Regions from separate parts of the Mus musculus genome. Here region 1 is linked to region 2. The links are chromatin loops, found by intact Hi-C in ENCODE. Cell type or tissue: gastrocnemius. All regions are shown on one strand. Each heading gives the region's core, and the rest is flanking DNA. Links, peaks and the distances in the headings are about the cores only.

The links. A loop is a pair of places that touch in the nucleus more often than their neighbours do. Peaks named below come from ENCODE experiments on the same cell type or tissue, not always from the same donor. Only the 100,000 strongest peaks of a DNase experiment are listed, where the experiment ranks them.
Region 1: it touches region 2 in a loop (3-fold over the local background); 1 of 42 quality-filtered maps calls a loop at or near these places.

The regions. Positions count from the first base shown.
Region 1 is chr1:81,961,067-81,972,572 of GRCm38, forward strand. No RefSeq gene overlaps it. Among named protein-coding and RNA genes, the nearest start is that of Mir6344, 170 kb to the right of the region's middle. In gastrocnemius, for the core only: no CTCF peak of the experiment used is centred there; no DNase peak of the experiment used is centred there; H3K27ac peaks cover 1,342 bases.
Region 2 is chr1:81,905,687-81,917,192 of GRCm38, forward strand. No RefSeq gene overlaps it. Among named protein-coding and RNA genes, the nearest start is that of Mir6344, 220 kb to the right of the region's middle. In gastrocnemius, for the core only: no CTCF peak of the experiment used is centred there; no DNase peak of the experiment used is centred there.

The DNA of each region.
Region 1 (11,506 bases), core at 4,078-8,077, 55 kb after region 2:
TCAGGTTGTTTTTTTTTCCATTTTTTATTAGGTATTTAGCTCATTTACATTTCTAATGCTATACCAAAAGTCCCCCATACCCACCCACCCCCTAAATGATATTCTTAATATTCAGATATGTGCCTTGCTGGGGAACTGAACAACACCATGGTAAACTTATCATGTCAACACTACCACTACAAATTATACTTTAGAATGGATTTGTGAAGTTTGATGTTTGACTAAGAGCCTGGACAGAACACTGCTGTCTGTTTTAGCAGTGAATGGGAGACATGAGGTTCTTCCTAGGTGCACCAGGAGGCTAAGCAAAGAACAACTGAGCTACTTCTGACTTTGTACGTTAAACCTATACTGAATGGAAAGAGCCACTTGGTGACATGAGGGTGTTTTGTCCTTTGTATTAGCAAGGAATTTGCTAACTCCATAAACTGGACTAATTTTGGAAATCCTAAAGTTTAAAAAAAAAAAGAAAACCAACCCATAGCAAATGATGGGGGGGAGGGCAGGAATTAGAAGCCCTGGTAAATAACTTAGAATATTCAAAAGGCAGAATACTGGTGATAACAGTCAAAAGGTGTCTAGCTGCATAGAAGGGCCATTAACTTGAATATCCATAAAGGCAGACCTTTAACTCACTTGCCTGTGAGTTAAAGCTACTGGTTTACTCAAAACCTTTAAAATGTTTCCTTATTCTAGAGTAAAATAATAATGAAAAAGAAAGAAATATGGTATTTTGGATTTTACTAGGAAATATTTTCTTTTTCAGTAATTACTTAGAATAACAGCATTTGTCTTCACCTGCTCCTCCTCTTCCTCCTCCTCCTCCTCTTTGTTCATCCCTTTATCTCCCTTCCTACTTTACTCTTTCTCCCAATATTCTTACAAATAGGTTCTACTTTGTAAGTACCCACAGCCAGTGACTATAGCCCTGGAACATCTAAGGATGGGAAGTCAGAGAAAAGTCTACTCACAATTCTAGAATATATAAGTAAGGATTCAGTGAGAGTTGTAAACTATAGCCTTCTCTTTTATGCCTCCTGATCAGTAAGAAAATCTCCATCCACAACAGAGGAGGGGCACAAAGTTAAACTGATTTTGTACTTTACTTTCATCTCTTCTAGGTACAGAATTCTTTTTTATCAGTTTCAGAGGATATATGTGATTCCAGAGAAAAGAAATGGGAAAGGAGAAATAAAATATAACTTAAAAGAAAAAAGAAGGCTTAAGTTTTAGCTATGTACCCACATTTCAAAAGGCTCTCTGTTTCTGAACTTGAATATGTCCATTTAACCTCCAGGCTTGACTCTTACCTCCCAGATTGGAAGGACTAATTCAAACCAGAGCTAATGCGAGAACCCTGCTGAGGGTAGTGTCTCTAAAATGCTTCACACTGTATAAAAAGGAGACCAAGGTGCCAAATGCTGTAACTGTCCACTCTTGTCCTGTTTTAAATTGACTTCTAACCTTTGGTACAATGGAGTGTGAAATCAGCCTAAAGATCTGTGGAATGCCAAACTAGATACAAGGGGACATTCTAAAACTAAGCCTGGGCAAAATAAGACGTAGAAGACCGCAGTTTTACAGTTAAGCCAAAAGAAGCAGAGATTTAAATTGAAGGGTGCAGAGAGCCGAAGCTCTGAAGTCAGTCCCTGGAAAAGTGAAAATGCTAGCTTGTTCCTATCCCCAAGTTAACCCTTGGGAGAAGCAAGATCAGACCACAACTCATGGGCTCCTTCTCTCAGTTTATCCCCCAAGTCATCAGTTCAGCATGAAAACACTAATAAGCATCATTATTATTACTATTATTATTATTAACTTTAAATGGTGCCTACATATGTATTTCCAGCTATTACCACTCTCATTTTATATAACAGGTATACAAGGAGCTAAATATATATTTTTAGGGTCACGTGAAGAATAATCAAGGAAAACTAGAAGCCATACTCATCCCCCCAATGTTGTCCAGAGGACTCTAAAAGGTTCCTTCTGGGGTAAAGATGGTTAGTTTGTAACTAGCAGGGTAGGATGCTGCAGATGCAATGCTTCTCTTACTATCCTCACTCTACTACCCTCCAGTATCCAATTGAGTCCCTACAGCTGAGGATTAGAGGATGCAATAGAAGCATGCATATTAAAGAATGCAGTAGAGGCATGCATATTAAAGATTGCATTAGAAGCATGCATCACAATTGTTCTCTAGCTCACCTTCCATCTTTCCTGCAAAAATCCTCAGGGAAGTTCCCAACATTCTCAGTCAGATTTCCATGGTTCCAAGGGTCTTCCAGACTACCTGTCAGATTTCCTCTCTGTCTCTCTGTCTCTCTGTCTCTCTGTCTCCCTGTCTCTCTCTCTCCTCTCTCTCTCTCTCTCTCTCCCTCTCTCTCTCTCTCTCTCTCTCTGTTTCTATGTGTATGTCTCTGCCACATTCCCTCTCTCTTCCCACACTTTCACTGTGTCTGTCTGCCTCTGATTCTCTCTATCTCTGTGTCTCTCTGTTTCTGTGTCTCTATCACTCTGTCTCTCCATGCCACACCCTCCCTATATTTTATGCAGAGGAAGAACTTTTCTCTCTTGATGAAGATAATTACTTCAGAGGAATTTGGGCCAATGGGTACCTACTACCACTATCTGAGCCTTCTTTGCAAAACACAGTCACTGCCAAACCATGTTTCGGGTGCTACTGAAATGTCAAACAAGATCCCTGAGGAGTACTGCTCTCAGTGCTGAATTTCCTGGTATCTTTCCCCCTCTTTTCATCCTCAAACAGTCCTAGTAAAAACTACTTGTAAGTAACTAAAAATCAAGAAGTTACTTTCCATTTAAAGGTTTACCCTACCCCAAAATTAAAAACTAATAACCTGTGCCAATTTAAGGGGAAAGACTTCAAGACAAATTTTCTTCATGCAACATCATTTTCCCCCTCAATCACAACATCATTGCAGTTAAAAATATTTGGGATTCCTCCACCCCCAGCTCTTCTCCATAGCTGATACCAGAATGCAAAGGAAGGAATGGCTTAACTCCTACCCCTCACATTCCTTACAAAGAGCTGCCCCTTTGCACTTTATTGATACTGCTTGCCATCAAAGGCTTTCCATGGTAAGCCAATTTCCTCCATATTATAAGTCTTACCACTGCCCATGTCCAGTCAAAGCTCAAAGCTCCAGGAATTGGAAGAGACAAACCCAGAGATGAGTGGATTATAAGTTAGTCAGCTCAGGTAGACCCGAGGAGAAAGTTCTACTTGCCTCTGAGGTGTCTACAAATTAAAAAGTAAAGGTCAGAGGAGGGGTAAATATGAAAAGAAAAAAGTACAGAAAACTAAAACACAAGTCAGTAGACCAAGTAAAGATACTAAGCTAGCACACATTCAGAACACAGGCAGATGTCAAGGTAAGGCAGACAAACCTGACACCTAGAAACACAGCTGGAATTCTGAACTCTAGAAAGAGGGAAATTGCATATTTTGGAGGACTTCAAAGTGTAGCTCAAAGACAGAAGCAGGAAGATTGGGAGCCTGTAGATTCCTTCTAAAATGGTCTGGTCAGGGTTCACGGGAGACAGCTTCTGCTGATGGTGGGGCTTGTTTGAACCCACACGAAGGCAGAGTCCTAGAGGGCTGAAGCCTCTGTGCTCTCTTCTCAAAGCCAAATATGCCAGTAAATGTCCACTAAAATGCTAATAATGTATGGGTCAACTAGGGACAGATCTTATACTGGGAATAACGGTAATTTCCCCTTAAAGGAATACTACCTTGAAACTAGGAGAGAGCCCTATTTGTTTATGACAGTGTTCAGAGACTCCTATAGATAATGGTTTGGATCTGGTTTGATTCCACATAAAGCAGTCTTTGCCACAGAGGCCAACTGAACAAAAACTTTTAGGGTTGGAATATGGCTCTTAGGCATTTGTCCAAGAAGAATCAGCTTTGAGTCTAGAAACATCAGTCAACCTTTGTTATCTAGCAACATACTCTCCAACTTTATAAGTCAAGGGAAAGGTGTACTAGACAAAATAATATTTCCCCAAAGTTATCCATGTACATCCAAATATATAATGCCCTATACCAAGGGAGAGTTAAGGTTACAGATGGGATTAATTTTGTTCATCTGATCACGAATTGGGACAGGTGCTTATCCTGAAGGATGGAATGGGAGATGTAACATTATTCATGAGAGGTTTTGTTGTTGTTATTGGTGGTGGTGGTGGTTTTTTGTTTTTTTTGTTTTGTTTTGTTTTTGTTTTTTTGTTTTTTGTTTTTTAAGTGGAATAAAGAGACAGAGAAGGAAGCAAAAGCAGTGGCCACGAGATGACGAGAGCCATGTAATGTGGAAAAGATGAGATATCCCATAGCTGGCCTTGAAGATGGGAGACAGCAAAGAGGCAAGAAAGTGGGACACATCTGGGAGCTGGGAAAACACAAGGAAAGATTCTCCAAGAAGGAGTACAGGCTTCCATCACCTTGCGTTTAGCCTAGAGAGACTTGGATCAGACTTCTGTACTGCAGAACTGCAGAGGAAAAAAACATCTAAAACCACCAAGTCACTGGCAAGTTATTAAACTTCTATAGAAAAGGAATTCAGGAAGTTCAAGAAGATACTACTAAAGTTTGTGAGCCATCAATCAATTGTTCACATTCAAAACAGGCACAGTCTACTCAATACAGGGATTTCCTATACAGAAGAGAAAGGCTATAATTGCTGACTTCCACATGCATGGCCCTTCTGGGTATAAGGAGGAAGTAGAAATGTGACATGACAATGAAAAGCCAGGTTGAGAAATTAAGATGTTTATAGTTATTTACAAAAGATTATCAGTGTCATGTATTCTGAAATGTCAACTTTCTTTTTTCCTTCCTTCTGTCCTTCCTTTACTTCCTCCCTCCTTCCCTCTCTTCCTCCCTCCCTGCCTCCCTTCCTTCCTCCCTTCCTTCCTTCCTTGCTTCGCTTTTCCTTTCTTTGAGTCAGAGTAGCTCTCACTGGCCTAGAACTCAGTATATAGACCAAGCTGGCCTCAAGCTCACAGAAACATGCTTGCCTTAGCCTTAGCCTTCCAAGTGCTGGGATTAAAGGTATTAAAGAATGAAAGGTATGTGGCACCATGCCCAGTCTATGGATTATATAAGAACTATCAATTTTCTCTCTCATCACTAGCGAATCTATTATTATTTTCCAATTCAAACTCAAATATCTTACCCTGTGGAGAGGCAACAAGGTCTAGAGAAGTAGGTTGTCTTTACTTACTTCTTAAATCACTCACTGCTTTGCATAGATTCAGAGAGCTCAAACTCTTCAAAGCCCAGAAAGAAGACATCACCCCTAACACATTCATAAAGATGAATGGTAAGCAGCACTTTTAATATTAAAAACACTATATTTCAAAGAATGCTGGTCTCCAAACATGTTATCAAAATTATAATTATACAGATGGAAAAAGAAGTGGAAGTAATCAGAAAGTCAGCTGTGATGGAACCCCGCCCCTGTTTGTGTATGTGTGTGTGTGTGTGTGTGTGTGTGTGTGTGTACGTATGTGTGTGTGTGTGTGTGTGTGTGTGTGTACGTATGTGTGTGCGCATGCATGTATGTGTGAGGATACATGCATGCACACACACATACTAGGAAAATCATTTGAGAAACATTAGTTTTCCTTAGTGAGTATTTTATGTATTCTATCAAACAAAAATTTTCTTTGCATTATATGGAAATTTTTCTACTAAAGAAATACAGGACGAGAAAGTACCTAAGGAGCCAAAGGGGTCTGCAACCCTATAGGTGGAACAACAACATGAACCAACCAGTACCCCCCCCCCCCAGAGCTCGTGTCTCTAGTTGCATACGTAGCAGAAGATGGCCCAGTAAGCATTTTATTTTCAAATTAATGAGGCCCAACTGAAGGAAATGGTGTTTCCCATCTGACCAGCTTTGTAGAAAAACTCCCTACCTCCTTTTTAAGAAAGAGAGAGAGAGAGAGAGAGAGAGAGAGAAACTGATAAAGCCTTATTTAAATAAAATTTTATTTTGAACTAAAAAAAAAAAAATACAGGACAAAAGAGTTAGAAACACATTTCAAAGGAAAGCTGGGAAAATCACAGAAGAAAACTTACAGAGCACAACACTGCAATCCCATATAGTCTACATAAGGCCCCTTTGTCTTTCAGGAGCATCTGAGGAAGCCACATGTGCATGGTGCAATGTAATTGCATCATCATTTCTCTGAAATGAGGGAAGGGTTTTGCTCTGCATAAATTGTGGTCACAGAGGCTATGTTCACTTCTGATACATTTATGTCCAGGAGGATTGCATGTAAACTTGAATTTTTGTTGGCTGTGCATGCGCACAAATGCTGAAAATAAAGCTAGCCATTCATTAAGATCACCAAATACACATCCCTCAAATGCACAAGACCTCAAGAGTGTAAATTTGGAAACTGAAGAACAGACAGTCTTCTAAGATGATTCCCCAAGGTGTGTGGATCAACAGAGCAGGCTGTCCTCCCCAGTGTGACAAGGAGCCAACAGTGAATGTCTGAGTAGAGTATCATAAATAAAAGACCACTTCAATCACTTCATACATTGACAACAACTGCTTTGGCACCTAGTTATAGAGCTTACAAAGGCTTAATTTAACAGTGTGAATACACAGCAGGCTGTGTGTATCTGTGTGTGTGCATAATGACCTCCATACAAGCTACTATTTTATAGTGGCTTCTAGAAGAGAGAGGGAAAACAAGATTCAACTATAGACGCTGTCTATATTTAATATTTCTGTTAGTTTTCTGTCTGCCAATCTGGCAGATTGGCTCAATTGGAAAAACAACATCTATGATTGCTGAAATAGTTCCTGGCTACATTTGGCACCCTTAATCACTGAACAACACAGAAATCCCTGTCTTCAAATCCAAGGCAAAAGAGGCCAGCCTTTGTGTATCACCAAGACTTATCTGTTTGTCTTTATTTCAAAGTCCAAATTCTAATGTTGTTACTCAATTGAATAGCATAGCAGTCCACAACATTTCACAAAGACAATGAAAACTCTATGCAAATCCTTGGATTAGCTGGATGACTGTAAATGCTGAATCTGTCTCCTGTTTTCTGTTTTGTTTTGTTTTTCTAGGTCAAGAAGAAACTTCCATTTCATTCATTTAAACTTTATTTTATAGTAGTGAAATTGAAGTAAATTTTCTCTGTTGTTGATAGGCAAACATATAAACAGCAAAGAAAAATGATTGTTGGCGACCACATGTTTGAAGGGACTATTTGACCTATTTAAGGGGGGAAGAAATCTCCTAAACGTGGTTAACATTCTTTTAAAGGACTGAATCTGAATTAGAGGTGCCACGTTTGAATCTTGATCCAATTCTTAGTAGCTAGATGAGATTCACAGCTCACCCACCCCTGTGAGTCACTGGATCTTGCATTATTGAAAGCTTAAATGGGACGTTACATGAAAAAGCTGCTGGCTAATGACAGAGTGTTTTTGAAATAAAATATGATACTAGAAATCAAGAAAGGGATGTGATATCATACAGTTATTATTGAAATCAAGCTTATTACTAGAGGGACAGTTGCTGTGAAAGAGAAACCCAGGCTAACAGTCCAATTTCCACCCATCTCCAAAGTTTATTGGCATATTTGCAGACTGAAGAAAACATGATACATTTGGTCCGATGTTTAATCAGGGCCTGAAAACTTAGCAAAAAGTGAATGAAAATTTTATTTCTACACAAAAAATTATTGGCAATGTAAAATGTCTTTGAACTTAATTTTATCTCTGTCATCCATAGTTTCTAGGTCTTAACTTCTGTGTGTCTAGTTTCTTTCTTCTCCTCTTTCTTTCTTTCTTTCTTTCTTTCTTTCTTTCTTTCTTTCTTTCTTTCTTCCTTTCTTCTTCCTTTCTTTCTTTCTTCCTTTCTTCCTTTCTTCCTTTCTTCCTTTCTTCCTTTCTTCCTTTCTTCCTTTCTTCCTTTCCTTTCCTTCCTTCCTTCCTTCCTTCCTTCCTTCCTTCCTTCCTTCCTTCCTCCCCTCCCCTCCCTTCCCTTCCCTTCCCTTCCTTTCCCCCCTTCCCCCTTCCCCCTTCCTCCTCCTCCTCCTCCTCATTCTTTTTCTTCCTCAACTTTTGATTTTAGGCTATATTTATATACACTTAAATATATAACAATAATAATTAAATAAATCAAGGCCATGAATTTGAAGGGAGCATGGGAAGAATTGGATGGAGTACAAGAAGGAATAAAATGATGTGATTCAATTTCTTTCAACCTATAATGTTTTTTAATTTTAATTTTTATTTTCCTTTTAATTGAAAATAGATTCTTTGCTCATACAATATATCCTGATTATAGTTTCCTTCTACTCCTCCCAAGATCTCCATAACTCCTTTTCCTTTCTGTCTCTCATTAGAAAAGAATAGGCTTCTAAGAGAAAACAACAAAACACAACAAAATATAATCACATACAACAGAAATCATCACATTGAAGTTAGACAAGACAAACTAACAGAAGGCAAAAAGTCCTATAAGAAGGCACACGAATCAGAGACCCATTCATTCACACACACACACACACACACACACACACACACACACACACACACACAAATTCTAAACCAATGTCCCATAAAAAATACTAAACTGAAAGCTATAATATATATATGCAGAGGACCTGGTGGAGGTCAATGCATGCCGTGGTAGTCTCTATGAGCTTTGTTCAGTTGTCTAGAGGCCCATATTCTCCTGGTATCCTCCATTCTCTCTGGCTCTTAAACTCTTTCTGCCTCCTCTTCCACAGGATTCCTTGAGCTTTGAGGAAAAGGATTTGATAAAGACATCCCATTCAGAGCTGTTGTTCCACGCTATCTGTCTCTGTCTCTCTGTCTCTTCTTTCTCTGCCTCTCTATCTGTCTCCTTGTCTTTCTATCTCTCTGTGTGTGTATAATTTCTGGCTACGGGTCTGCTGCAGAGTGAAACTTCTCTAATGATGGCTGAATAAGGAACTAATGTATGAGTATAGAAGAGTACCATTCAGAGACATTTTATCACTACTTTTTTTTAGACTATTAGACTAGTGGCATTTAGTTTTATACTGTATGTCCCTGGTCTATCTGGTCTCTGATTCTTGGTCATTCAAGCAGTGTCAGGAATGCTTCTATCACTGGAGTGATGGCCTTAAGAGAGATCAGACATTGGTTCTTCTTCAACCTGCCATCTATACAACTACCTATTGATAAATTAAAACAATGAACTGTCCCATGGGTGTCAAAGAGAGGAATCTTCCAAACAGTATCTTTAGTAAAATAAAACAAAACAGACAAACAACAGCAACAATAAACAATAGAAACATAAGCACCTTACAATCACTGGATGCTTCCTTTACTAACCGTCCAGACAAGCTTCCAGTTCCACAGCCAAGCAGTCCCTCCTCCCCGTCTTCAGCACCTAAGAACACTTTCTGCAGGGAGACATTTCAGGAAGATTGGTTCCTACTTCGGCAGCTGCCAGATGCTGAAGTGCCTGTGAGGCTGGTGTGAACTGGCAGAGGAAATAATCTAGCCCAGCTTCTAGCATCATATTCTCTACTTTGAGGAAAAAAAAAAAAAGGTGTGTGGGGGGGTAAGATCAGGGAGGGAATCACTTCTCGGCCTTTTGGCTAAGATCAAGTGAAGATCAGGGAGGGATGGAGTTTTGGAAATACCTTTCTTCCTAGAGACATCTTCCACCCAAGAACAGGTTCTATTTTCTAACCTGCCCTGTCAAAGGACTTACTACTCAAGGTAATAGAAATACTGGTGGTATTTCACCTTTATCCAAATCTCTGCCTGCTAAAAACCAGTGTTATAAGAAAACAATCCATTAGCCAAGGATGTCAACTCAAGCCACTGCCACCCCTACACATGTCTTGTGTTCCCAGCTGAGGTTTTCAACAGGACTGGCTCACAGCTCTATTCTTCCCTCTGCCTCATCTGAAGCGTCACCATCCCTTCCACAGGTTCATCTCAGTAACCTTCCCTGATAAATATTTTGCCTCTTAATCTTATAGAAATTGGTCTGTGGAGAAAGCAAACTCAGCATATAGAGTTCTGGTCATTTGCTATCAATTATGGCCTGGCACCTAGGCTGTGCCTTGAAAAAGGTGATAATCTCAATAGTTATTTGTGTTGCTAATTCTTGCATGGAATGCAGACCATAAAAGTGAGCATGTTTCAAATCAATACAGGAACCTTGATTTTTTTTTTTTTTTTTTTTAGTTAGTCTGGTTAGTATGAGAAGAGTTTTGTTTGTTTATTTGTTTGTTTGTTTTCCCTAAACATATTTTATAAATCACAAGGACATCCTTTATTTTTATTAATTAATTATTTTATTTATTTACATCCCAAATGTTGACCCCTGTCCTCCCATTCTGTCTCCCAGAATTCTTTTCCCCATCTCCCATCCCCTTCCCCTCTGCCATACTCTTCCTCTCCATGGAGTTGCTTCCTGGGTCTCTGGGAAACCAGGAAACTCAATGACACCTAACCCATTTTCATTTACATATTTGGAAAGACTAGTTAAAAGAAAGGTTCTGCCTTCTCTCTAGTCTGTTTTTCCAATGGACCTGGTTGGACATCACAGCATCTGGTTACTTCAGTAAGAGGACCAAACTGGATTAGCAGCCTTCCTTCTTCCACCAGTAACATAGAAAATGATTCACTGACAACATTCTTTTTCCTGTTCCCATGGGGTGGGGGTGGGGGCAGGTTTTACCAGTGTTCTAGATCTTCCTATTGATGTGATAAAACACCATGGGTAAATCAACTTTGGAAGGAAATGGTTTATTAGTCAACAGTTTATAATTTATGCTGAAAAGAAGTCAAGGCAGGAACTAAGTGGAGAAAATGAAGCAGAGAAAACAGAGGACAACTATTATATTGGGTTGTTCTCCATGGCTCATTGAGCCTGAATTCTTATGTGATCCAGTGTCTCCTTCCCAGAGAAGGCACTGCCCACAGTGGGCTGGGCCCTCTACCTCATTCATCTAACAAACAAAATTAGCCACAAGATTGTTTTTGGCTTCCTACAGGCCAGTCCAATGGAGGCATCTTCTCAACTCTGGTTCCTTTTTCCCAATGACCCTAGCTTGCATAAAGTTGACAAAAAGCCAACTAGCACACAGAGACAGCCACCTAATTAATAAGAATACCATTGATCAGCACCATTAGAGACTGAGCAGGTAGCCTATGTCAGAACCTACCAATAAGTCAACCCATTTCCAAAACCCACTTATATTCCCCATCCATTGCTTAGAAACAAAGACCCACTGCTAGCTTGTCTTAACAACTTAAAACACACATTCAGCATCATCTCACAGTTTTTGTTAATGAGGACTCTGTGTGGCTTAGCTCTTTCCCTACGCCAAGGTTTTTTTGTAAGGCTTCCATGAAGCTGTGAGCCTGGGAAAACTTTTCCTCTAGTGGTTCAACTACAGAAAAACCTATCTCTAATGTCCTATGATTATTGAGTCCCTTTCTTGGGG
Region 2 (11,506 bases), core at 4,436-8,435:
GAAAGTGACATTCCTCTCCACAACTAACCTTAATTGCCAACACTTCACCTACCTATGATGAAGTATTGATGGCTAAATAGTGTGTAGGTCTTTTTCTTCCAATAACATTTAAAATGTGTGCATCCCCTATACCGTGTGCAGAAGATACTGTTTCACAGCACCCATCCCCAGCTGCTGGCTCTTACATTCTCTCTGTCCTCTCTTCCACCTTTGGGGACAGAGCTAAAGGTGGCCCATTTAGAACTGAGCACTCCACAAACTCTTTGTCTACTTTGACCAGTTGTGGGTCTGTCTATCAACTATATTAACATCTGTCCACTACAAAACAGAAAACTTTTGTCTGTGTTTTGCTTTCTTCTGGATTATTTTTTAAAGTAATAAACAGAACATTCAAATTGTACATATCTATGAGATTGTGTTTGGTGTTTAATTCACAAACACATAATATAATGTTCAAGTCAAAGTAAATATATCTACCTTCTCAAATACTCATTATTTTTAAAAGGGTGAACACACAAAATCTTCCCTGCCAGTTTTTTTTTTTTTTTGGTTTAGAATTATTTTATTAGATATTTTCTTTATTTACATTTCAAATGCTACCCTGAAAATTCCCTATACCCCCCCCCACCCCCTGCTACTCTGCCCATCTACTCCCACTTCTTGGCCCTGGTGTTTCCCTGTAGTAGGGCATATAAAGTTTGCAAGACCAAGGGGCCTCTCTTCCCAATGATGGCCGACTAGGCCATCTTCTGATACATATGCAGCTAGAGACACAAGCTCTGGGGGTACTGGTTAGTTCATATTGTTGTTCCACCTATAGGGTTGCATACCCCTTCACCTCCTTGGGTACTTTTGCTAGCTCCTCCATTGGGGGCACTGTGCTCCATATTATAGATGACTGTGAGCATCCACTTCTGTATTTGCCAGGCACTGGCATAGCCTCACTTGAGACAGCTATATCAGGGTCCTTTCAACAAAATCTTGCTGGCATAGAGACTACCCCACCTGGGGATCCATCCCATAATCAGCCCTGTCAGCTTTTAGAAACACACAGTATGTTGTCATTATCTACAATCACCCTGCTATGCAGCAGCACAAAAGAACTGTTCATTTTTATCAAACTTAATTAAAATCAACCTCTCCCCATTTTCTCCTTCCTACTTGCCCTCAACCCTATGAGCTCATCCTTCTTTCTTTCTTCTCTTTTTGTATTCTGCAGATAAGTGTGATCATGTCTCTCATCTCTCTGCACCTGGCTATCTCAGTTAACATATTGCATTGGTGAATCTTCATTGTCAACTTTACAGGGTGGAGAAATTCCAAGGCCATCAATGAGGCACACATTTGGGTATGTCCATGAAGACATTACCAGTGAGAATTAACTGAAGCAGGGAAGAGATAACCTGAAGGTGGTGGAGCCATCCCATTGGAAGGAGGAAAGGAAAGATGCAGAAAAATGATAGTATTCCAGGTTTTCCATTTCCTGGTTTATTCAAATGTTGGAACACAGAGTCATGTTTCAGTAGACATATCACCCCTGTCCTGGTGGACTATGACCCCAAACATAAAGCTAAAATAAACCCTTTTCCCTCAAGTTATTTCTTATCAGGTATTTGGTCATAACAATGAAAAAATTAACTAATACATTACAATTATCTCCAGTCCATCCATCCTTGCAGATGATGAGATAAAGGCTAGAAACTATTCCACTGTGCATTATAATTAATACTTTCAAGAGTTACCAATTCTGAGGCTCTTTTTTTTTAATATTCAAGATTATTCCACTCACATTTATTTCACAACTAACATTCTTAAAATTTAGGTGTGTTGGATTACTCTGTGTATTCAGTTTTCACTTTTTAATTCTTTCCCCTTTTCCATGTCTCTACTGTTATAATTTATGTCTTTGTTTGCATCATTTACAGAAGGAATATTCCAGCTTCAATGAGGGGTTGTTGAAGTACTCCATAATTTTCATCCTGTCTTATCTCTTCAGCTCTGTAACAGCTTTGTAACTATGCCTTCCCTCCAACACACACACACACACACACACACACACACACACACACACACACACACACACAGAGAGAGAGAGAGAGAGAGAGAGAGCACTTCAGTGTGTCTGAATTGTTTGTTTCTTAATATTTTGGTATTTCTGCCCTTGAACCTGTTTTTTGTTTTTCTTACTTGTCTTTCCTATAGTGATCATTGTTGAGGTATGGTCTGTTGCTATGCTAAATTCTGTATCCCCAGGTCTAGTTTCTTCAAGACAAGTGAATCTTCACACATGTCAGCTTTTGTTGTGCAAACCTTGCTCCTTAATTTTATATTATTGGTTGCATATAAATGCTAACATCCTATAGCTGGGCAGAAGAGAAATAGGATTTCCATTCCCTGAACTTGGGTTCCAAAGCAGAGACCACCGTGAGAGAGAGGGAGGAGGAAGGGGAGGAGGAGGAGGAGGAAGAGGAAAGAAGGAAGGAAGGAAGGAAGGAAGGAAGGAAGGAAGGGAGGGAGGGAGGGAGGGAGGGAGGGAGGGAGGGAGGGAGGGAAGGAAGGAAGGAAGGAAGGAAGGAAGGAAGGAAGGAAGGAAGGAAGGAAGGAAGGAAGGAAGGATGTTTTCCTGGCTCCTAGGAACAGCATCAAAATACCTTCTGCAAAAGAAAGTTTATGAGTTATAAAATAAGTGGATGTCAAGAGCCCTCAGTTTGTAATCATGACATGTCTTCATGAGAGATTTAGCAATTTATTAATAGAAATGTACTTTTCCTGTACACTAGAAGGCAGCTACTGTCTTTGGGTTGACAAAGTAAATAGTCTATTAAGTCAGAAAAAGGATAGGATTGAAACAAAACCACAAACACAATGCAGCACTGGTAGCCAGTTGGGCAGACACATAAAGGATATCCTACATTTACAGGAAGGGATTTGAATTTAGTTCTGTGTTGAGTCTATACATGGAGGTCATGTAGGCAGTTCTATGCATTATACTCAAATAATTGCACTCTATATAATCAGGAGATTCTCTAAGATGTCTAAGTATTATGTCAGGGCAGAGTAAGAAATTTCAAGCAAGAGCTAGCTCAGGGTAAACAAGGAAGCACCAAGACATTCAGTCTCTCAAGATAATTATCCTCAGCTCGGACATGGCTGGGAATATGGTCATAGTTTTCAAATTGCAGTTTTCAAAGCAAAGGACAAGAGCTGCTTAAAATGAAAGATGACACTTGGGTCTTAAAAGCAGCCCAGCTCACAATCTAGGCTGCTTCAGACAGGTTCTGTCTGCACACAGGGCAAGCATCTGTCCCTTTATCCTTTGAGTGGTTTATTTACAAGGTAAATAAAACAGCCCCTCACAAAGCTCTGTGCCCTCAGAGAAACAATGTGAAGGGTCTGACCAGCTTACAAGCCAATCTCCCAAAGATGCTTTGCTGACAGATGTCACCTCTCTCTTTGCAAGGTTCCCACTTTTTCATAGCAACAGTGGGAAATGTTTGCAACTTTCCAAAGAGTGAGAGCAATTGTCAAAGCAGACACAGAAGGAACAAGGAGATGTTTCAAGGGTGCATGGCAGAGACTGGTAGGGTTTAAAAACCATCAGCAGGGTCCATGAGAGGTTGGAAAAATCCCTCTAGGCATAGGCACTCTGTGCCTGCTGCAGAGTGCTCTGTCAGCCTCTATATTTGACTATGGGATGCTATCTCCCTGGATTTAGCTACTCAGTATTGTTTATACTCCGAAAAGAAGAAAAAAAAATCTACAGTGTAAGTTTGTCCTGGCTAAAGGGGTGAAGAAAAAATGGAAAGGAAGAGGAGAATGGAATGGGAGAGGGAAAGAGGCAATAGAGAAAGGGGTCAGGTAGGAGAAAGGCTCTCTCAGCTGAAAAGTGCAAGTTGTGAGTCAAAATAGATTCACCAGTGCAACCATACGGCTCAGTCCTGCCTCCCTCGCCCTTAGCTCTGATACTCTCCTGTAGCTTTTCTTTCTGTGTAAGAATGTTTTGTTTTTTGTTTGTTTTTGTTTTGTTTTTTTCCAAGAGTTCTCCATATTGTCACCAAGCTTCAAAACAAAAATACTGGTTTTCTTTTGATATGTCTAAGAAGCCTAAAACCTCCCCAGTTTGGTTTTGACTCCTGTGAGCCCCATCTGTATTACCTGAAGCTCCAATTATTTCAGCCAGACACAGAGGTTTGCCTCAAAGTAAAAGGTGGTGACACACCAGAAAACAAGTGGCAAGACAACAAAATGGACTTTTTGCTGGGTCACTGACAGTTGATATCAACTAACAGGAAGAATTTAGGAACATTAGCCTGTTTGGCTGTAGAAAGTCCCTTCTCAGCTTTCTCTATGGACCTTCTGAGAAGTCACAAGACCTACCAATCACAAAATCCTGATAAACATGTGGCATGAGCCAATCAACTCATTGTTCTAGAAAATGCAATTTTCAACTCTGAGATAGGAAAGGTAATTGCAGGTGGATTACCCAGTGGCTGACCTTCAAAGAGATAGCCAACAGGGATGAGTCTTGGGTCGTGGATGTCCTGAATTCACCTTGGTCTGGTCCTTCCTAATGTCTAAGTGCCTAAGTTCTTTCCTCTATGCTAAGGTTTATTCAATATATGCAGATGAGTTTCCTTTCTTCATGTTTCTTATGAATGAAGCTTTGAAGTCTCACTATCTGGGCTAGTACTATATCTACTTATAATCACATTGCCTTAGGCCACCATAACTAAAGTCATGTTTTTCATTAAGATCCAATCCTGATCCTAAGTGGAAACAAATGAACACTGATATTTCCATGGAAGGAAAAGGACAGGGAGAGGTTATGGTCTTTGAATATACAGTCAGTGGGCTGATCTTAAACTGAAGAGGTATCATATTCTCCTTAAAAATGTATTCTTTAATATTCTATAAGCATAACTCTCACTCACTTTTCCATTCATAAAAAATATTTTCATGGGCAATGATTTGGTTCTTAGGCACTGACTTTATGTCAGATATCTAACAGCCTTGGAGACATCATGATGAGTTAAAAAGAGACATATTTTTGGATCTTGTGGGTCTGATAGAGAGAACCTACAAATGAACAGACAGATAACAAAAAACCTGTATCTTATTTCCTAGGGACACCATGGTAAAGTCACAAACTGTTCCCTTAAAAACAACAGAAACTTATTCTGTCATGATTCTAGAGAGGGAATGTATAAAATCAAGAGTTCATCAAGGACATTTCCCTTTGAACTTTCTCCAAAAGAACCCTTCCTTGAGCCATCTTCTTCCTCCTATTATTTCCTTTTTTGCATGTCCAAGTGTTTCCTGTTAGGAGGATACCAATATTGCATTAAGCCTTATTCTAAATCCAGAATAAGTTCATATTAATATTATATGTACAAAAGCTCATATTCTACACAAAAACACATTTTGATATCCTAAAGGCTATGAATTTTTTGGCTGGCACCATCCAGTCTTCCAGATAGTATGCAATTACAAACTGGATGAGAGTGTCAAAAGGGAGTGGTATATGATTTTGTCATGGCTGAGAAAAGCTTATAAGCTAGACTATAGGGAAATGAGTTTTTTTCATGCTTAGTATCAAGCTTAGAAGTGTCAAATAGCACCCTCTTGTTCTCTCAAGTTTCTCTAGATCAGAAAAGCAAGAGTAGGACAGGATTATTCCCCCATGATCTCAGAATATAGATATTCTTCTAAATTAGCACGTTAGTGTGGATGCGATTGTGGGGGTGGGATGTCCAAACATTTCTAAATTTCACTCATAGCATTGGGAAAAAATAATCCATTTCTTGTACCCAACATGAAACAAGACATCTATGTCTGCTAGATGCTATGGTTTTGAATTTAATTTCTCTTAAATTCATATACTGACACCCTAAAGCTCCAATTTGAAAAAAGGTTTGTTTTTTTTTTTTTTTGGAGATAATTCCAGTTTAATGGGATAATAAGAAAGAGATCTACTGTGATATGGTTGATGGTCATGTAAGGAGAGAAAGATAGGGTCTCCCCAGTCTCTATGTGGGAGCAAAGAAGAAAAAGCACAGGGAAAAGACCACCATCTTCGAACAAGGAAGGGAACTCTGACCAGAAACTGTCCATCTGGAATGTGTTCCATCCAGAACTGTGAGAAATCTGGTGTCTTCTGTATAAGCCATCAGCAGAGAGTGTTTATTAAGGGAATGCACAAAGACTACTGCATGGACTGCTTATATAGACTGTCATCCACTACTTGAAGCTATCCACAATCATTCTGTATTGTATTGTCAACGGCAGCAACAAAGAATCTCTCTTATACAGAATATTAGTCGTGAGCCTTTTTTTGTTTTTCATCTAGAAGAGCTCAAGCCCTGTTTAGTTTTATCCTGATGAGGCTAGGACGTAAGGATTGTGTGAAAACTCCCTCTTCATAAAAACACCTGTGCTGGTTTCACTGAATGATTAGGGTGTGTGATCCAGAAGCCAAGGTCTTGGTTTGTATCTTGGAATTTTCCTAGCATAGTAGATCAGGAAAAGCTTGTCTATTAAATAGAAATAGGACTGGTGCCCACTGGACAACATTAAGTTGATAAAGATCTAGAAGGAGCATTGTTAAGTAAAACAGGAATAAGAGGGAAAAGTAAAGAAGGCCCCTATGGGAAGAATTTGTCAAGTGAGGGCATGACTAGAGTGAGATGTGAACAGAGGGCTTGGCCAGCTACTCCCATGTTGCTACCCACAGGTCCACGAACCTGGTTCCTTAAAGGGAGGTTGGGGCTGCATTGGAGAAAATGGTGAAAGAAATAATGAGACCAAGACAAAGATACTGATCAAGGCCCAAAGTTTACTTAAAGTCTGAGCTTATATGGGGGGTGGGGATCTCCTTTCATCAGGATAGTGTCAGGAGAACAGGTTCAGCCTCTCAGTGCGTAGCAGCACCTGGCAGAACAGTAGACCTATCTAGGTCAGAAGACTCCATCCTAGGTGGTCTTGTTCACAATGGCAGAACAGGTCTGAACCAGCCTGCTCAAGGCTGGGGGAGGCTACACTCCCAGGGCTCTGGCCAGAGAGACTCTGGATAGGCATCAAGCATGGACAAAGCCACAGACTGAGATGAGTCATTTTCAGCCTTCTAGAGAATTTGTGACTCTGGAAAAAGCCAAACCAATAAGAGTAACATTCAAAAGATTTAGTAACTGATAAGATGGACCACCAGCCTTTGTGCTGGGAATTGTTCCCATGTAATCACTGACTACACTGTAGGTAACCCAGACAACTAATCCTGTGCAGGAAAATTTGGGAGTTATAGGGAGACAACAGAGTAATGACCTTGGATAGGATGACCAGACAATTTATTAAACAAACTGCAATAGTTTAAAAGGCGATAAAGAGGGTAGCCATATAAAACGGGATGTTGTATACCAAAACAAAAATGGTGATCACTTCCATCTTTTAGAACTCAAAATGTTGATGACTTACCAACCACAAAGAATTTTTAAGGATGCTCCAATAAAATCACTTTCAGGTAACTTGAAAAATCATTTTGAGACAAGGCTAACTATGTAGCCCTTGGCTAGTTAGGCACTTGCTGTATTAATCAGGTTAGACTTGAACACCATATGGGCATTCTCTTGCCTTTCCTTCGCAAGTGCTGGAATTCCCAGTGTGCTCACCATACCACCTGTTTTAAATAACATTTTGTTTATGCATACTAACTATATATCAGCATTCTAGGCCTAGGGTTAATAGACTTGAGTTTAGCAACTAAGCTGTCACTAAATGTTGTTCTGGGAAATTGTTCTCACGCCTTTATTTCCCTACACAGAAAGGAAGTTTATTAATGTTTCAGCCTTAATTCATTCCATGTGAATTCCATTTAAACAGCTTTATGAATAGAGTACCCTTCTTTGTTGATGAGTAAATTTCAAAATATTTCCTGTGGCTTTACATTGGAATAATACTGGAAAGAAATCTGATATGACAAATAAAAATTCCTGAATGAACAAAGGTGAGAATTGTGTTGCATAGGCGCCATATCGCCAAGGTCTGAAGTTGCTTAATCCAAGAGTATAAAGCTTGGACTATGTCTTCGATCCCTGTGAACAAAGGCTGAACTCTGGAGGAAGTGGGACAGCTGTTGTTCAGCTATGCTGTGAGAAAAGAAAAATCTCTACTGATTTCACAGGGATGCACAGTCCACCCTTCTCAGGTTATCAGCAATTCACTCATTCCTTAATGCCTACCTCAGAGCCCATTGTTCTCATCACGACAGCTGTTGAGGCACCCTCAAGTTATTTAGTTTATGCCTTCTGTATGCAGTCATCATGGGTATTTTATCATGTAATTTCATATGTAATACGCTCCCAGGTTGTTTTTCTTTGTTTTGTTTTGTTTTTAATGTCCTAGCTTTCTGTAAATTCTTGCAACCAAATACTCAAGGATAACAAATTGGGCTAATCAGCTTGAAACCCTCATTTTGGGAGGCACTCACTGCTTATTTTTTCCCATAATTTATGTTTTTATTCACATTACAACCTTGTCACATCCCGTATTTCTTCCTCTCCTTCCAGTTCTACCCTTACAAATCTCTCCCCTATTACCTCCTTCTCTTCTCTTCAAAGAGGGGGAAGCCCCTCTTGGGTACCACTCCAACCTGGGCCATCTAGTTCTAGTACGTACGACTAAGCACCTCCTCTCCCACTAAGGCCCAATCAAGAAGCCAGGTAGGGAAAGCAGATTCAATGTCAAGCAACAGAGTCTGAGACAGCCCCACTCCAGTTGTTAGAGGACCCACATGAAGACTAAGCTGCACATTTGATATGAATGTGGACAGGGAGCTAGGTCCAGCCCCTGCATGCTCTTTGGTTGGTGGTTCAGTCTCTGTGAGTCCCCATAGTCCCAGGTTAGTTGACTCTGTATATCTTTTTGTGGTGTTCTTGACCCCTTCAGCCTGCTCAATTCTGCCCCGAATCATCCACAAAACTCCCTAAGCTCCATCCGATGTTTGGCTGTGGGTCTCTGAATCTGTTTTGTATCGACTGCTGGATGAAGCCTTTCAAAAGACAGTTATGCAAGGTTCCTGTCTGCAAGCATAATAGAGTATTATTAATAGTGTCTGAGGTTAGCTCTCTCTTTCATGGGATGGGTCTAATGTTGGGCCAGTCATTGGTTGGCTATTCTCTCAGCCTCTGCTCCATCCGTATCCCTGCACATCTTGGAAACAGGACAATTTTGGGGTTGAAGGTTTTCTGGGTGGGTTGATGTCCCTCTCCTTCTACTTGAAGTCCTGTTTGGCTACTCCAGTCTCTATAGCTCCTGCTGGTAGGAATCTCAACTAGAGTCACCCCCATAGACTCCCTGTAGCCTTCCTCATCCCAGGTCTCCAGCTACTTCCAAAGATAGCACCCTCCAATTTCCATTCTGACTCACAATTTCCCAAGGCCCCACCCCTGACACCTGACTGTCATCCCTATACTATTCCTCACTCCTGGTCCCACCCAGTTCCCTCTCTCCATCCACCTCTGATGAATCTACACACATCCTTAGAAAATATTTTGCTTTACTTTTTTTCCCATGCAAGCCTACATTTGAAGTTCATTTTAACTTCAACAATCCCCAAAGAATATGTGGATTTATGCTCATAGTGATCTACTACATGCCTGTTTTAAACACACTTCTAAATAGTACACCCTTCAACTGTCAAAAGCAAGTACTCATTCAGTAAATGAATAAACAGTAACAGTCTTAGGCATACAAGCTATATATTCGCTGTAGCAATTATTCAAATCTGCTGTAATAGTGGGAAAGCACAACTGACCATCCCTAAACAGAAGAACATGACTTCCACAAATAAAACCTTATTTTTAAAATCCAGGTGGTCAGCTGGATTTGATCCATTGACCTATCTGCCGATCCCCAGCCTAAATTCAATTTAACACAGGATCATAAGATATGTTGATGTTCCATGAACAGTATATAATGTTCCATGAAGGACCATTTGCCTGATTTAAAAAATAGTATTTTGCACTTTTCTACTTCTTTTCCACATGAGATTCTCAATTTTCCTGATGTCTTATCTTTTCATCAGATCTCTCTATATATAATTTGTACTTTGTTATTTCTACAAACTTTAATATCTTCAATGAATGAAAAATTATATAAACTATTTTTTATCTCTGGAAATGAAAGGACTTATTCTGAGGAAAGTCCAAGGTTTGAGCCTCCAAGGCAGTAGTATGCTAGAAGGTGTAGCCCCTGTTCCAACTTGTTCGCTATAGGTTTGTTGACAAATCACATAAAAATTTGCATGAATGAAATATTTGCTGTCTCTTTAATAGTGCTTTCCCTAGGATGCCAGACTCCCATGACATCTGAATCTTAATTTTGTTTGCTTGTTTGTTTGTTAAAGACTGTTGTCCTCTGGGAATCCCCTAAGGGACCTGTGGATCTGAAGGACTTCCACATTCTTCCTGTCTAAGTGGAGGAATCCATGTGAGTGAACAGCCAAATTTCCATCAAAGCCCTTGGAGACTTGATTTATTATTTTTTTTCTTTGAGACAGGGCTTTTCTGTGTAGCTTTGGCTGTACTGGCACTCACTTTGTAGACCAGGCTGGCCTCAAACTCAGAAATCTGCCTGCCTCTGCCTCCCAAGTGCTAGGATTAAAGGCATGCACCACCACCACCCTGCGTGAGACTTGATTTCTTTATCCTTCTGCCTAGATGATTGAACTCTCAGTCCGAAAGAGATCTCATTTAAAATAGTGAAGAATTCCCATGATCATTTTCCTTAAAACTTGATGACCTTGCCCTGTTCACATATCAGGCTATTCACTGTCTATCATCCGTGTTTAAATGTGCATTTTTCTTTCCTGGCAGAGACTATGCTTTTCAACTTCTTGTTTCCAACATGTTTATCCCATCACGTGAGCCCATGCCTATTAGATGCCATTCTCACTCTTCACAAACACTGCCCTCCCCCACTTTCAGACTGCTTTCTTCAACCATGGGCTGTGTTTCAACTTTTTAATCACAATTATGCACATGTTAAGATTCCTTGTAATGATTAACAGCCAAGTTGGAACAGAATTTATTGGGAAAGAGCATAAACCTCAAGTTACATATTGATATAACAGCAAAAGAATTACATAAAGAATTCACTAGTCACTATATTAGCCACTAAACCAGCTCTCCTTGTGGGAGCTGCTCAGTGTCAAGGTCAAAGTTGAGCCATTGGAGGCACTCTGCTTTTGATAATCCACAGTTATCTCCCTGCCGCTATGCTATGCAGAAGCTAACAGTAACAGCAACAGCCCCTTCCTTCACATGGATAACATTAAATGAGAGCCACTTTGAAGCTCCCATGAGAGAAAGAGTTGGTGAGGTCAAACCGGCTTTAGACTCAAAGAATCCCAACCTTTCCTGAGAGATGCAGAACTTGTACTGTGAAAGGAATTCCATAAATAACAGTTATTAAAATGTCAGAAAATAGCAAAATGATAGCCATGTAAAACAGAGCC